Regions from separate parts of the Homo sapiens genome. Here region 2 is linked to region 1. The links are chromatin contacts, found by Hi-C or POLR2A ChIA-PET in ENCODE. All regions are on one chromosome and are shown on one strand. The core of a region is the stretch at or near the end of the contact, and the rest is flanking DNA. Distances in the headings are between cores, read along the strand shown. Region 1 overlaps XPO1 (exportin 1). Region 2 overlaps USP34 (ubiquitin specific peptidase 34).

Region 1 (6,083 bases), core at 845-3,344:
ACTGCACTCCAGCCTGGACAGAGTGATACCTTGTCTCAAAAAAATAATAATAAAATATTAAGTGTCTTTAGTTGTTTTATAAAATGCGAACTGATCGTCCCTTTTAAAATTTGCAGATGCTTCCTTTAAATACCAATATTCGACTTGCGTACTCAAATGGAAAAGATGATGAACAGAACTTCATTCAAAATCTCAGTTTGTTTCTCTGCACCTTTCTTAAGGAACATGATCAACTTATAGAAAAAAGATTAAATCTCAGGGAAACTCTTATGGAGGTAAGATATGTGGAGCTTTTGCTCCTAAAATTCTGCTCTGCCTACTAATAACTCTTAAAAGTGCCTTTTTCTAAAATGTATGTACCTTTTGAGATTTCTTATTACTTAATATTTGATCAGTACATTATATATATTCTCAATTCTGAATTACAGTTATAAGCCCAGTTTTCTGATTTTATGTTCTCCATAAAGCTAGGACTAAAAATTTATAATCAAAATTAAATTACTAATTATTATATCATTTCTAAGGTTAAAATTTCAAAGACCTTATTTTAAAATTTCAGTTTTAATTCAAATAACATGCATTTGTTCATTTAAAGATATACAATTCATCGTGTAATCCCAGCACTTTGGGAGGCGGAGGTGGGTGGATCACTTGAGGCAGGAGTTCGAGACCAGCCTGGCCTACATCGTGAATCTCTGTCTCTATTAAAAATACAAAAAAATTAGCTGTGCGTGGTGTCACATGACTGTAATCCCAGCTCCTCAGGAGGCTGAAGCACAGGAATTGCTTTAGCCCAGTAGGCTGAGGTTGCAGTGAGCCAAGATCACAGTACTGCACTCCAGCCTGAGTGACAGAGCAAGACTCTGTCTGAAGGAAGAAAATGTCTCTCTCTCTCTCTTTATATATATATATAAACTTAAGTATATATATATATAAACATAAGTATATATATATATACACACACACACACAATTCAGTGGCATATTAGTATATATACAATGTTATACAACCATTAATACCTAGATCCAAAACATTTTCATCACCCGAAGGTGACCCTTTACCCCTAAAACAGTCACTTTCTCCTTTGTTCTCTCCCCAACTTCTGGCAACCATTATTTTGGTTTCTGTCTCTGTAGATATATCTATTCTGATTATACCATATAAAGGGAATCATGCATGTGACCTTTTGTGTCTGGTTTCTTTTATTTGGTGTTGTGTTTTCAATGTTCTTCCATGTTGTAACCTGTATCAATACCTCACTTTTTATCATGTCTGAAGAATATTCTCATTGTATGAATATTCAGTATTTTGTTTGTTCTCTCCTCTGTGATGGTACATTTGGGTTGTGATACCACTTATTGGCACCCAAGGCCTTTTAAATAAATGTCGTTCCATTAGGAGACATGATAAAAATACATATTGATCAACTACTATGTGAGAGATTTTTGAAGTGCTTTAGGGCATGTCAGAAGAAGCAGAGTTACTCCAGAGTTTGCTGTCTATTTGATAAGTATTGAAATCTGAGTTGTGATGAATAAAACATGAATTTTTATTTTCCCTTAAGGTGTAACAAGTGAAAAGCAATTTGAAGTTGGTAATGTTTAAGAATTATTTTAACAGTTTTGGTCTTCTGTGTAGGCCCTTCATTATATGTTGTTGGTATCTGAAGTAGAAGAAACTGAAATCTTTAAAATTTGTCTTGAATACTGGAATCATTTGGCTGCTGAACTCTATAGAGAGAGTCCATTCTCTACATCTGCCTCTCCGTTGCTTTCTGGAAGTCAACATTTTGATGTTCCTCCCAGGAGACAGCTATATTTGCCCATGTTATTCAAGGTAACAGAGCGGTTGGTTGAGTGTTCTTCCTGTTGCATACTGTGGTTTTGAGGTCTGAATCCAAATACTTCTAATCTGTGTAAATAAATTAGCTATAAAAAGAGAACCCAACAACTTCTCCATGAGTGTGGAAAACTAGAACATGAAAGGAGTTGAGTCTAGAACCTTGATTCTCAAGAGTGTGGTCCTTCTCTCAGTATCAACATTGGTTGTGATTTCGTTAGGCAAATTCATTGGCCACCTGCCAATCTACTAAACCAGAGTCTAGGAATGAGACACAGGAAACTCCTGTAACAGAAGTTGGTTAAAAAAATCACATTAAAACACACTTAAATAATTATAAAGCCATTTTTGTAGAATTACAGTGAAAAAAAATTTTTTCTTTTGGAGACAGGGTCTTGCTCTGTGGCTCAGGTTGGAGTGCAGTGGCGTGGTCATAGCTCACTACAATCTTGAACTCCTAGACTAAAGCAATTCTCTTGTGTCAGCCTCCCAAGTAATTGGTTGCAGGCACACACCACCATGCCTAGCAAATTTTAAATTTTTTAGTTTTACTTCATTTATATTTACATAGTTTTTTCTGTTGTGCTTTAAGCCCCAGTATTTTTATTGTTTTAGAGATTGGGTGTCATTTTGTGTTGCTCAAGCTGCTCTCAAATTCCTGGCCACAACAGTTCTTTTTGCCTCGGCCCTCCGGAATAGTTGGAATTATAGGCATGAATCCCTACACATGGCTGGCTTGTGGTTTTTTTGGTTTTGTTTGTTTTTAACTAAGCTTCTACACTAATGATTTCAGTGATCTAACGATTTTTTTCTTGATTGATATATTGTTGAGTATAGGTCCGTTTATTAATGGTTAGTCGAATGGCTAAACCAGAGGAAGTATTGGTTGTAGAGAATGATCAAGGAGAAGTTGTGAGAGAATTCATGAAGGATACAGATTCCATAAATTTGTATAAGAATATGAGGGAAACATTGGGTAAGTTAATAAATACTGTTAATCTTTACCTTTATAAATCTATTCTGGGGTGGAAATACATTTTAGGAAATGTACTTGTAGTTTCTAAATATTTTCTAAATGTATTGTTACTCATCAATAAAATTCTGCTCATTATTTGCATTTGAAACCATGTTTTTCTTTGTAGTTTATCTTACTCATCTGGATTATGTAGATACAGAAAGAATAATGACAGAGAAGCTTCACAATCAAGTGAATGGTACAGAGTGGTCATGGAAAAATTTGAATACATTGTGTTGGGCAATAGGCTCCATTAGTGGAGCAATGCATGAAGAGGACGAAAAACGATTTCTTGTTACTGTTATAAAGGTATGCAAGGGATAGGTATGAATTAGAATTGCTAAATAAGTATTATGTTGTTACAATAAATAATACAAATTTGTCTTATTTACAGGATCTATTAGGATTATGTGAACAGAAAAGAGGCAAAGATAATAAAGCTATTATTGCATCAAATATCATGTACATAGTAGGTCAATACCCACGTTTTTTGAGAGCTCACTGGAAATTTCTGAAGACTGTAGTTAACAAGCTGTTCGAATTCATGCATGGTAAATCTCTTTCTTTACTATATTTTGCTTTTATTTTTATTGAAGAAAATAAATGAATGTTTTTGTCTTGTTAGAGACCCATGATGGAGTCCAGGACAAAATAAATGAATATTTTTGTCTTGTTAGAGACCCATGATGGAGTCCAGGATATGGCTTGTGATACTTTCATTAAAATAGCCCAAAAATGCCGCAGGCATTTCGTTCAGGTTCAGGTTGGAGAAGTGATGCCATTTATTGATGAAATTTTGAACAACATTAACACTATTATTTGTGATCTTCAGCCTCAACAGGTATGTTAAGCACTGAGCATATGTTATTTTTAGAAAGTAACACTTGTATCAATCTGTATGTATCAATGGAAATAGGAGGGCAACTATTGGATCCAATAGAAGTGTTTCTGATTAAATTTTCTTTCTTTTTTCCTTGAGACAGGGTCTTACTCTGTTGCCCAGGCTTGAGTGCAGTGGCACAATTACGGCTCACTGCAGCCTTGAACTCCCAGGCTCAGGTGATCCTCCCACCTTGGCCTCGTGGGTAGCTGGGACTACAGGCATGCACTGCCATCACACTCAGCTAACCTTTTTCCCCCCCTTGGTAGAGATGGGGTTTTGCCAAGTGGCCCAGGCTGGTCTTGAACTCCTAGCTTCAAGCGATACGCTTGCCTCAGCCTCCCAAAATGATTTTATATGTGTGAGCCACCACGCCCAGCCTGGTTAAATTTTCATAGTGAGACAGATTCTTGACCAGAAGATTGTTAGGCTGTTGTCCTATGTAAAATTATTCCGAACAAACAAAATCAGGTGTTTTTTGTTTTGTTTTGTTTTGGGGTGTGTGTGTGTGTGTGTGTGTGTGTGTGTGTGTGTGTTTGTTTTTTGAGATGGAGTTTCACTCTGTCGTCCATGCTGGAGTGCAGTGGCGCAATCTCGGCTCACTGCAGCCTTGCCTCCTGGGGTCAAACGATTCTCTTCCTCAGTGGCTATGATTAACAGGTGCTTGCCACCACGCCCAGCTAATTTTTTTATTTTTAGTAGAGACGGGGTTTCTCCATGTTGGTCAGGCTCATCTCCAACTCCTGACCTCATGATCCGCCCGCCTCGGCCTCCCAAAGTGCTGGGATTACAGGCGTGAGCCACCACCATGCCTGGCCAGTTTGGGTTGTTTGTTTGTTTGTTTTTTGAGGTGGAGTCTTCCTCTGTCACCCAGGCTCGAGTGCAGTATTGCAATCTCGGCTCACTGCAACCTCTGCCTCCCAGGTTCAAGCAATTCAAACCTCCCAAGTAACTGGAATTATAGGCACCTGCCACCACGCTTGGCTAATTTCTTTGTATTTGTAGAAGAGATGGGGTTTCACCACGTTGGTCAGGCTGGTCTGCAACTCCTGACCACAAGTGATTGGCCTGCCTTGGCTTCTCAAAGTATTGGGATTACAGGAGTGATCCACTGCACCTGGGCCAAAATCAGTTTCAAGACGTTTGTGAATTGCTTGTGTGTGGTTTTCCTTATTAGGGTGTATAACATAAACGTTAAAATGTCTGCTTTTTAAAATAGGTTCATACGTTTTATGAAGCTGTGGGGTACATGATTGGTGCACAAACAGATCAAACAGTACAAGAACACTTGATAGAAAAGTACATGTTACTCCCTAATCAAGTGTGGGATAGTATAATCCAGCAGGCAACCAAAGTAAGTATTTCTACCTTTTCTTAAAAGTTTTCATGGGATTTAACAAGACGTGTTCTTTACAAATGTATTGAATTCAAGCCTTTTAACATGTATGTGTGATCCATAAGTGCTTTTATGTGTGTCTTTCTATAATTTATTATCTGGGCGAGGTGTGGTGGCTCACGCCTGTAATCCTGGCACATTGGAAGGCCGAGGCGGGCGGATCACCTGAGGCCAGAAGTTCGAGATCAGCCTGGCCAACATGGCAAAACCCCGTCTCTACTAAAAATACAAAAATTAGCTGGGCGTGGTTGCACATGCCTGTAATCCCAGCTACTGAGGAGGCTTAGGCAGGAGAATCACTTGAACCCAAGAGGCAGAGGTTGCAGTGAGCCGAGATTGAGCTACTGTTCTCTAGCCGAGACGACAGAGCAAGACTCTGTCTCAAAAAAAAAAAAATAAATGAAAAATCTGGGCCGGGCTCGGTGGCTCACGCCTGTAATCCCAGCACTTTGGGAGACCGAGACGGGTGGATCACTAGGTCAGGAGATTGAGACCATCCTGGCCAACGTGGTGAAACCCCGTCTCTACTAAAAATACAAAAATTAGCCAGGCATGGTGGTGGGCGCCTGTAATCCCAGCTACTCGGGAGGCTGAGCCAGGAGAATGGCTTGAACCCAGGAGGCGGAGCTTGCAGTGAGTCAAGAGCATGCCACTGCACTCCAGCCTGGTGACAGAGGAAGACTCTGTCTCAAAAAAAAAAAAAAATACTGTAATTTCCATTCTCATTTGATATTAAAATAGGAATAGGCTGGGTGTGGTGGCTCATGCCTGTAATCCCAGCACTTTGGGAGGCCGAGGCAGGCGGATCACCAGGTCAGGGGATCGAGACCATCATGGCTAACGCAGTGAAACCCTGTCTCTACTAAAAATACAAAAATTAGCTGAGTGTGGCGGCGGGCGCCTGTAAGTCCCAGCTACTCAGGAGGCTGAGGCAGGAGAATGGCGTGAACCTG
Region 2 (6,482 bases), core at 2,655-5,154, 300 kb after region 1:
TTATGCATTGGTTTTGTAATTTTAATAAGTTATTTTAATATTATGGAAAACTGGTACTGCCGGCCCGGCACAGTGGCTCATACCTGTAATCCCAGCACTTTGGGAGGCTGAGGCAGGCAGATCACCAGGTCAAGAGATCGAGACCATCCTGGCCAACATGGTGAAACTTTGTCTCTATTAAAAATACAAAAATCTAGCTGGGCGTGGTGGCGCACGCCTGTAGTCCCAGCTGCTTGGGAGGCTGAGGCAGGAGAACCGTTTGAACCTGGGAGGTGGAGGTTGCAGTGAGCTGAGATGGAGCCACTGCACTCCAGCCTGAGCAACAGAGTGAGACTCTGTTCCCCCCACCAAAATAGAAGGCGGGCTTGGTGACATGCACATGTAGTCCCAGCTACTCAGGAGGCTGAGGCAGGAGGATCACTTGAGCCCAGGAGTTCAAGGTTACAATGAGCTGTGATTGGGCCACTGCACTACAGTCTGGGCAACAGAGCAAAATCCTGTCTCAAAAGAGAGAAAGTAAGTATTAAGTAAACAATAGTACAGGTGATGGCAGATGTGAAGAAAATCATGAAAATGCTAACAAATGGACTGAAGTTGCGGAAAACATTGAAAAGCTTATGGGCTTTGGAATCAGATAAATCTGGGGTAGACTACAGTCTTAACTATATCAATACTGACTTTGGAATGAATTTGAGAGGATTATATAATCTCTGTGAGCCTAATTTCCTCATCCAAAAGAAGCGCAAAATTAGGATAAAACGATGGCTCTCAAAATTGATGAGAAAATTTAATATAATGATCTGACATACCTAGAAAATGTTCATTTCCTTCTTTAATTGTTGTTGTTTTGAGACAAAGTCTCACTCTGTCCCCCAGGCTGGAGTACAGTGGCACAGTTTCGGCTCACTGCAACCTCTGCCTCCAGGGTTCAAGTGATTTCTCCTGCCTCAGCCTCCTGAGTAGCTGGGATTACATGCCCAACTAATTCTTGTATTTTATTTTTTTTAAATAGAGTGGGGGTTTCACTATGTTGGCCAGGCTGGTCTTGAACTCCTAACTTCAAGTGATCCACCAACCTTGGCCTCCCGAAGTCCTGGGATTATAGGCGTGAGCCACCACGCCTGGCCTATTTCCATCTTTACTTGTAAAATAGAGATACTTATAACAGAATACCACTTCAAAGTGATTAGAGATCATAAAAGGCCTCTATGGTATTTTTTTGTTTGTCGTGGTAGTGCTGGCTTCTTGGTAGTTGTGGAAAATAGATATAGAGATTGCTTTATATTTAGCTGGATGTGATGACTCACACCTGTAATCCCAGCACTCCGTAAAACCGAGGCAGCTGGATCACTTGAGCCCAGGAGCTCAAGACCAGACTGGGCAACACGGCAGAACCCTGTCTCTACAAAAAATAGAAAAATCAGCTGGGCATTGGAAGCACACACCAGTAGTCCCAGCTACTCGAGAGGCTGAGGTGGGAGAATCATCTGAGCCTGGGAAAGTCGAGGCTGCAGTGAGCCAAGACGATGCCACTGCAACATGCTTTGGGCAACAGAGTGAGACTGTCTAGAAAGGAAAAAAAAAAAATTGTTTAGGGCTGGGTGCCATGGCTCATGCCCATAATCCTAGCACTTTGGGAGGCCAAGGCAGGCGGATCACTTGAGCTCACGAATGGGAGATCAGCTTGGGCAACTTGGTGAAATCTCGTCTCTACAAAAAATACAGAAATTGGCCGGGCGCGGTGGCTCACGCCTGTAATCCCAGCACTTTGGGAGGTCAAGGTGGGTGGATCACGAGGTCAGGAGATCGAGACTATCCTGGCTAACACAGTGAAACCCCGTCTCTACTAAAAATACAAAAAAAAAAAAAAAATTAGCCAGGCATGGTGGCGGGCACCTGTAGTCCCAGCTACTTGGGATGCTGGGGCAGGAGAATGGCATGAACCCGGGAGGTGGAGGCTGCAGTGAGCCGAGATCGCGCCACTGCACTCCAGCCTGTGCGACAAAGCGAGACTCCGTCTCAAAAAAAAAAAAAAAAAAAAAAAAAAAAATCGTGCATGGTGGTGCATACCTGTAGTCCCAGCTACTCAGGAGACTGAGCTGGGAGAACGGCTTGAGCCCAGGAGGCGGAGGTTGCAGTGAGCTGAGATCGTGCCACTGTCCTCCAGCGTGGGTGATAAGAGCCAGACCTTGTCTCAAAAAAAGAAAAAAAAATTGAAGATTATTTTACTTTGGGGGGATAGTAGGGGAGAAATGACTAGAGAAATTGTAGTATACAGTCTGCTTGCCCATAAGAGGGTTAATGTCAGAGCAGCCTCTAGTTCAGAGGTTAGTGGGTTAGCAGACTCTTTTTGCAAAGAGGGGACACTATATATTTTAGACTCCACAGGCCACAAGGTCTCTGTAACATACTGTTTTTTGTTTGGCTAATGGTTTTTTTGTTTTGTTTGAGACAGAGTCTGGCTCTGTCACCCAGGCTGGAGTGCAGTGGCACAATCTCGTCTCATTGCAACTTCTGCCTCCTGGGTTCAAGTGATTCTCCTGCCTCAGCCTCCTGAGTAGCTGGGATTACAGGTGCGTGCCACCACGCCTGGCTAATTTTTGTATTTTTAGTAGAAACGGGGTTTCACCATGTTGGTCAGGCTGGTCTCGAACTCCTGACCTCATGATCTGCCTGCCTTGGCCTCCCAAAGTGCTGGGGTTACAGGCATGAGCCACTATGCCCAGCCTGGCTGATTTTTTTTTTTTTTTTTTAACCTTTAAAAATGTAAAAGCCAGCCGGATATGATGGCTCATGCCTGTACTCCCAGCACTTTCAAAGGCCAATGCAAGAGGATGAATTATGCCAGGAGTTTGAGACCAGCCTGGGCAACATGGCAAGACCCCATTTCTACAAAACTTTTTGAGAGAGTTTGCTCTGTCACCCAGACTGGAGTGCAGTTGCATAATCTTGGCTTACTGCAACCTCTGCCTTACGGGTTCAAGCAGTTCTCCTGCCTCAGCCTCCTGAATAGCTGGGATTACAGGTGTGTGCCACCACACCCAGCCAATTTTTGTATTTTTAGTAGAGACGGGGTTTCATTATTCTCCTGCCTCGGCCTCCCAAAGTGCCGGGATTACCAGCGTGAGTCACCATACCTGGCCCAAAACTTTTTTTTTTTTTTTTTTTGACAGAGTTTCACTCTTGTTGTCCAGGCTGGAGTGCAATGGCACGATCTCGGCTCACCGCAACCTCCGCCTGCCGCGTTCAAGCAATTCTCCTGCGTCAGCCTCCCAAGTAGCTGGGATTACAGGGATGTGCCACCACGCCCTGCTAGTTTTGTATTTTTACTAGAGACGGTTTCTCCATGTTGGTCAGGCTGGTTGCGAATTCCTGACCTCAGGTGATCCGCCCACCTTGGCCTCCCAAAGTGTTGGGATTACAGGCATGAGCCACTGCGCCTGGCCCCAAAATATTTTTTTAAGAAAATTGTCCCAGCCTGCAGTCTTAGCTACTACGGAGGCTAAGGTGTAAGGATCACTTGAGCACAGCGGTTCAAGGCTGCCCCTGATCTGTGATCACGCCACTGCACTCCAACCTGGGCAACAGAGTGAAGACACTGTCTGTCTCAAAGAAAAAGCCATTCTTAGCTCACAAGTCCATATAAAAACAGGCCATGGGTCAGATTTGGCCTGAGGGCCATAGTTTGCTAACCCTTCCTCTACTTTGATGAGTAATTAGGATACAGGAACATGGGAACGTAGGAACTCTCTTCCCTATAGCCACAGATGTGATGACATGTCCTTGTTTACCTATGTGTGTGGTGATACCGTGGTGGGTATATGCTGCCAAACACCAACCAGATTAGGTTAGGATAAAGGGGAAGTAGCATTTCCTTGCCTCTTGTGTCTAAAGGGACTCATCTTGACAGGAAAATAAATTGGCTTACCTGTGGAAGGGATCCTAGGCATCCTTGGTAAGTTCTGAGTGAGTGACCTGACTTGCCTGTGTAGGATGTTCTCAAGTCCTTGGTCTAACCCACGGTTTGGCAAATTACAACCCACATGCTGCCTGTTTTTGTATAACCATGGCTACCTGCTAGCTAAGAATAGTTTTCATATTTTTAAATTTTTTTTTAATATAGAATATTTTCTGACATGAAAATTATGAGATTCCCATTTCAGTGTTTGTAAAGTTTTACTGAAAGACAGCCACACCCATTTCCTTACTCTTGTCTAAGGCTGCCTTCACACTGCCTCAGCAGGGTTGAGCTGTGTTAACAGAGCATGGCCACAAAGCCTCAAACACTATTTGGCCCTTCCCAGAACAAGTTTGCTGACTCCTTGTCTAACTCAGTCTTTTCTTAACTGGAAGAGGATGGTCTGTGTTATATTTCTTCTTCTCCATGATTATACTTGCCCTGGGGACCCTAGGGGATGTGGAAGATGGGAAATTCATTTAGGACTGTGGTAATGAAGCTTCTGTACTTTCAGAGATAGGATGACAGAGGATAGGGGCACACATCTTAGTGACATATTTTACATCTGGAATAGTCAAGAAGTGGAGAAGTAAATTCATAGAGGTTCCAAATAGCACTCTCTGACATAGTGCCAGATGCGGTCCACTCAGAAGATCCTGGGAACAAGCCAAGAAACTGGTGTTAAGGGCCGCATTTACTTAAATGTACCACAAAGGTCATTCTATCTTTGAAGAAAGAAGGTAAAAGAGGAAAGATATGTTTAATTCTCCACTTTTTTTTTTTTTTTTTTTTTTTTACCTTTCCCCTCCTCCCTCCTGCAGTCTAGCCACCCTATGAAAATTATCTAATAGGCAGAGTGGTACCTTAATCCAAGAAAGATTTGGAGCCACTTGCAGTAACTTTTTCTTTTCCCAGATAAAGTTCTAATACTCAAAAAAGAAGAGTTGATTTAAGTCCCATATCCTTCAGGAATGAGGTATAGGATATAAATAAATTCAAAGTACCACATTCTAAGATATTTCACTAAACATTGGAATGAATTTTTCCCCTTTATGTACTTTAAAATATAGAAAATATGCAGTTATGACTAGAAATAGCTGTAATATTGTACCTGCAGAGTTGAGTATCTCACTAGTATAATTTATAATTATAACCTATTCTGATTTCTTTTCAAATATTAGGTGTCCTAGTTGCCTATGAAGGTTTGCCACTTCATCTTGCACTGTTCCCCAAACTTTGGACTGAGCTATGCCAGACTCAGGTAAAGAAAATGAGTTTTAGATGATTGGTCTTTAATCTTATCTGACCAAGTGGTCAATAATTTTAGGAACAGTGGGTTGAAGACTTGCTGAAAAGTGGGGACATTTTAGAATCTTGATAGGTAACATATGAATGAATGAAAATACTAGCTATTACATATTAGGCATCTAGTTTCCCTTTGATTTTTTTAACTTAAGTAGATTTCTATCATAGAGGATATTTTAAATAAGCTGGTTATAATTGAATTTCTCATTTATAGATGTATATCAACAGTTGTGGGGAAAATCCAAAACAGGGAGATAGTGGGGGAAAAGGCACTTGCCACTTCTTCCTCTCCTTCACCTCCCTGTCTCTACCTCTTTTCCACCATTCCAAAACCTCTAGCAGAAACCCTGTCAGCAGTCTGTCCTTTAGCTTTTCATAATCTGTAGTTTTTCAGGGGTCTGATGCACTTGTTTTCTTACAGCGATCTCCTTGAAAACAGGAAAGATTACTGTTCCTACCTTAAGTGTCTAAGAGCCAACTCCTTAAAATTAAGTGGCTGCATAAATAATGCTTGTTAAGTTACAAAGGCAGAATTGGGAAGAGGAGGAGGTACTAATGTTTGGCTCATTCCTTGGATCAGGCATAAAGGATCCCCACTACCTTTCAGTCCCTGAAAAAACTGTTGATTGTACTGCCTGGTTGCATCTGCTCTACCCCATTGGAAGAGATGAATTTATTCACCTTCCTTAGGTGCAACCCTTGACCCACATCATGCTTTCCTGAAGTATTTTGAGTCTGGTTCAGCCTCCTACCAGGCTGTAGTGTGCTCTGGATTCTCCTAGATGTTTGCCATCCTGTACTCTACTGGTGGTTTCTCTACTTTTCCAAAACAGAACTCAAGTGTAGAGACCTTATCAGAGTCATCTCCATCCCCTGAAGAAATGCCACGTTGTTCTCTACAGTAGAAATCTTTCAGAGGCTAGTATACACTGATCTTAGCTCACTTGACTTAGCATACAGTAGGCATTCAGAAAATGACTTTTATCAGTTGATTTTTGAGCTGAGTGTTCTGTTCAGTCAATTGGAGATCTCGTTTTCCCTCTCCACTGCTACTGCTGTTCTTTTTCATTCTTCCTGATTTGGGTAGTTTCTTGGTTTCTGTACTCTCCCACTACCTATTGCTCCCTATTGCTTTCTCTACTTCTGCATCGCAGGACTCCCTTCGCTTGACTTCTTTCACAGACAGAACTCACTGTGCCCCCAAATTTCCCTTAAAACA

The links. Hi-C counts contacts between places; a loop is a spot of excess contacts on that map. ChIA-PET counts read pairs that join two places held with the same protein, here RNA polymerase II (POLR2A). Pooled maps may share reads with other maps.
Region 2: a map with no recorded cell type shows a loop between it and region 1 (1.9-fold over the local background). The contact joins two enhancer-like sites. A Hi-C loop is called at or near these places in 1 of 168 maps with a recorded cell type or tissue (CD8-positive, alpha-beta T cell), 3 of 37 single-sample maps with no recorded cell type and 1 of 50 pooled maps. POLR2A ChIA-PET finds 5 or more read pairs at or near these places in 1 of 52 experiments (activated naive CD4-positive, alpha-beta T cell).

The regions. Positions count from the first base shown.
Region 1 is chr2:61,489,647-61,495,729 of GRCh38, reverse strand. XPO1 (exportin 1) reads left to right here. Exons shown (of 25, transcript NM_003400.4): 11 at 117-275; 12 at 1,639-1,836; 13 at 2,677-2,815; 14 at 2,982-3,163; 15 at 3,249-3,405; 16 at 3,532-3,695; 17 at 4,954-5,088. Among named protein-coding and RNA genes, the nearest start is that of USP34-DT, 22 kb to the right of the region's middle. Within about 2 kb of position 2,094, at least 2 of the 41 ENCODE cell types and tissues checked have a DNase peak (open chromatin) inside an H3K27ac peak, as active enhancers do; they include CD8-positive, alpha-beta T cell, where a contact is called at or near this core.
Region 2 is chr2:61,191,638-61,198,119 of GRCh38, reverse strand. USP34 (ubiquitin specific peptidase 34) reads left to right here. Exons shown (of 80, transcript NM_014709.4): 76 at 5,140-5,219. Among named protein-coding and RNA genes, the nearest start is that of C2orf74-AS1, 17 kb to the right of the region's middle. Within about 2 kb of position 3,904, at least 5 of the 41 ENCODE cell types and tissues checked have a DNase peak (open chromatin) inside an H3K27ac peak, as active enhancers do; they include CD8-positive, alpha-beta T cell, where a contact is called at or near this core.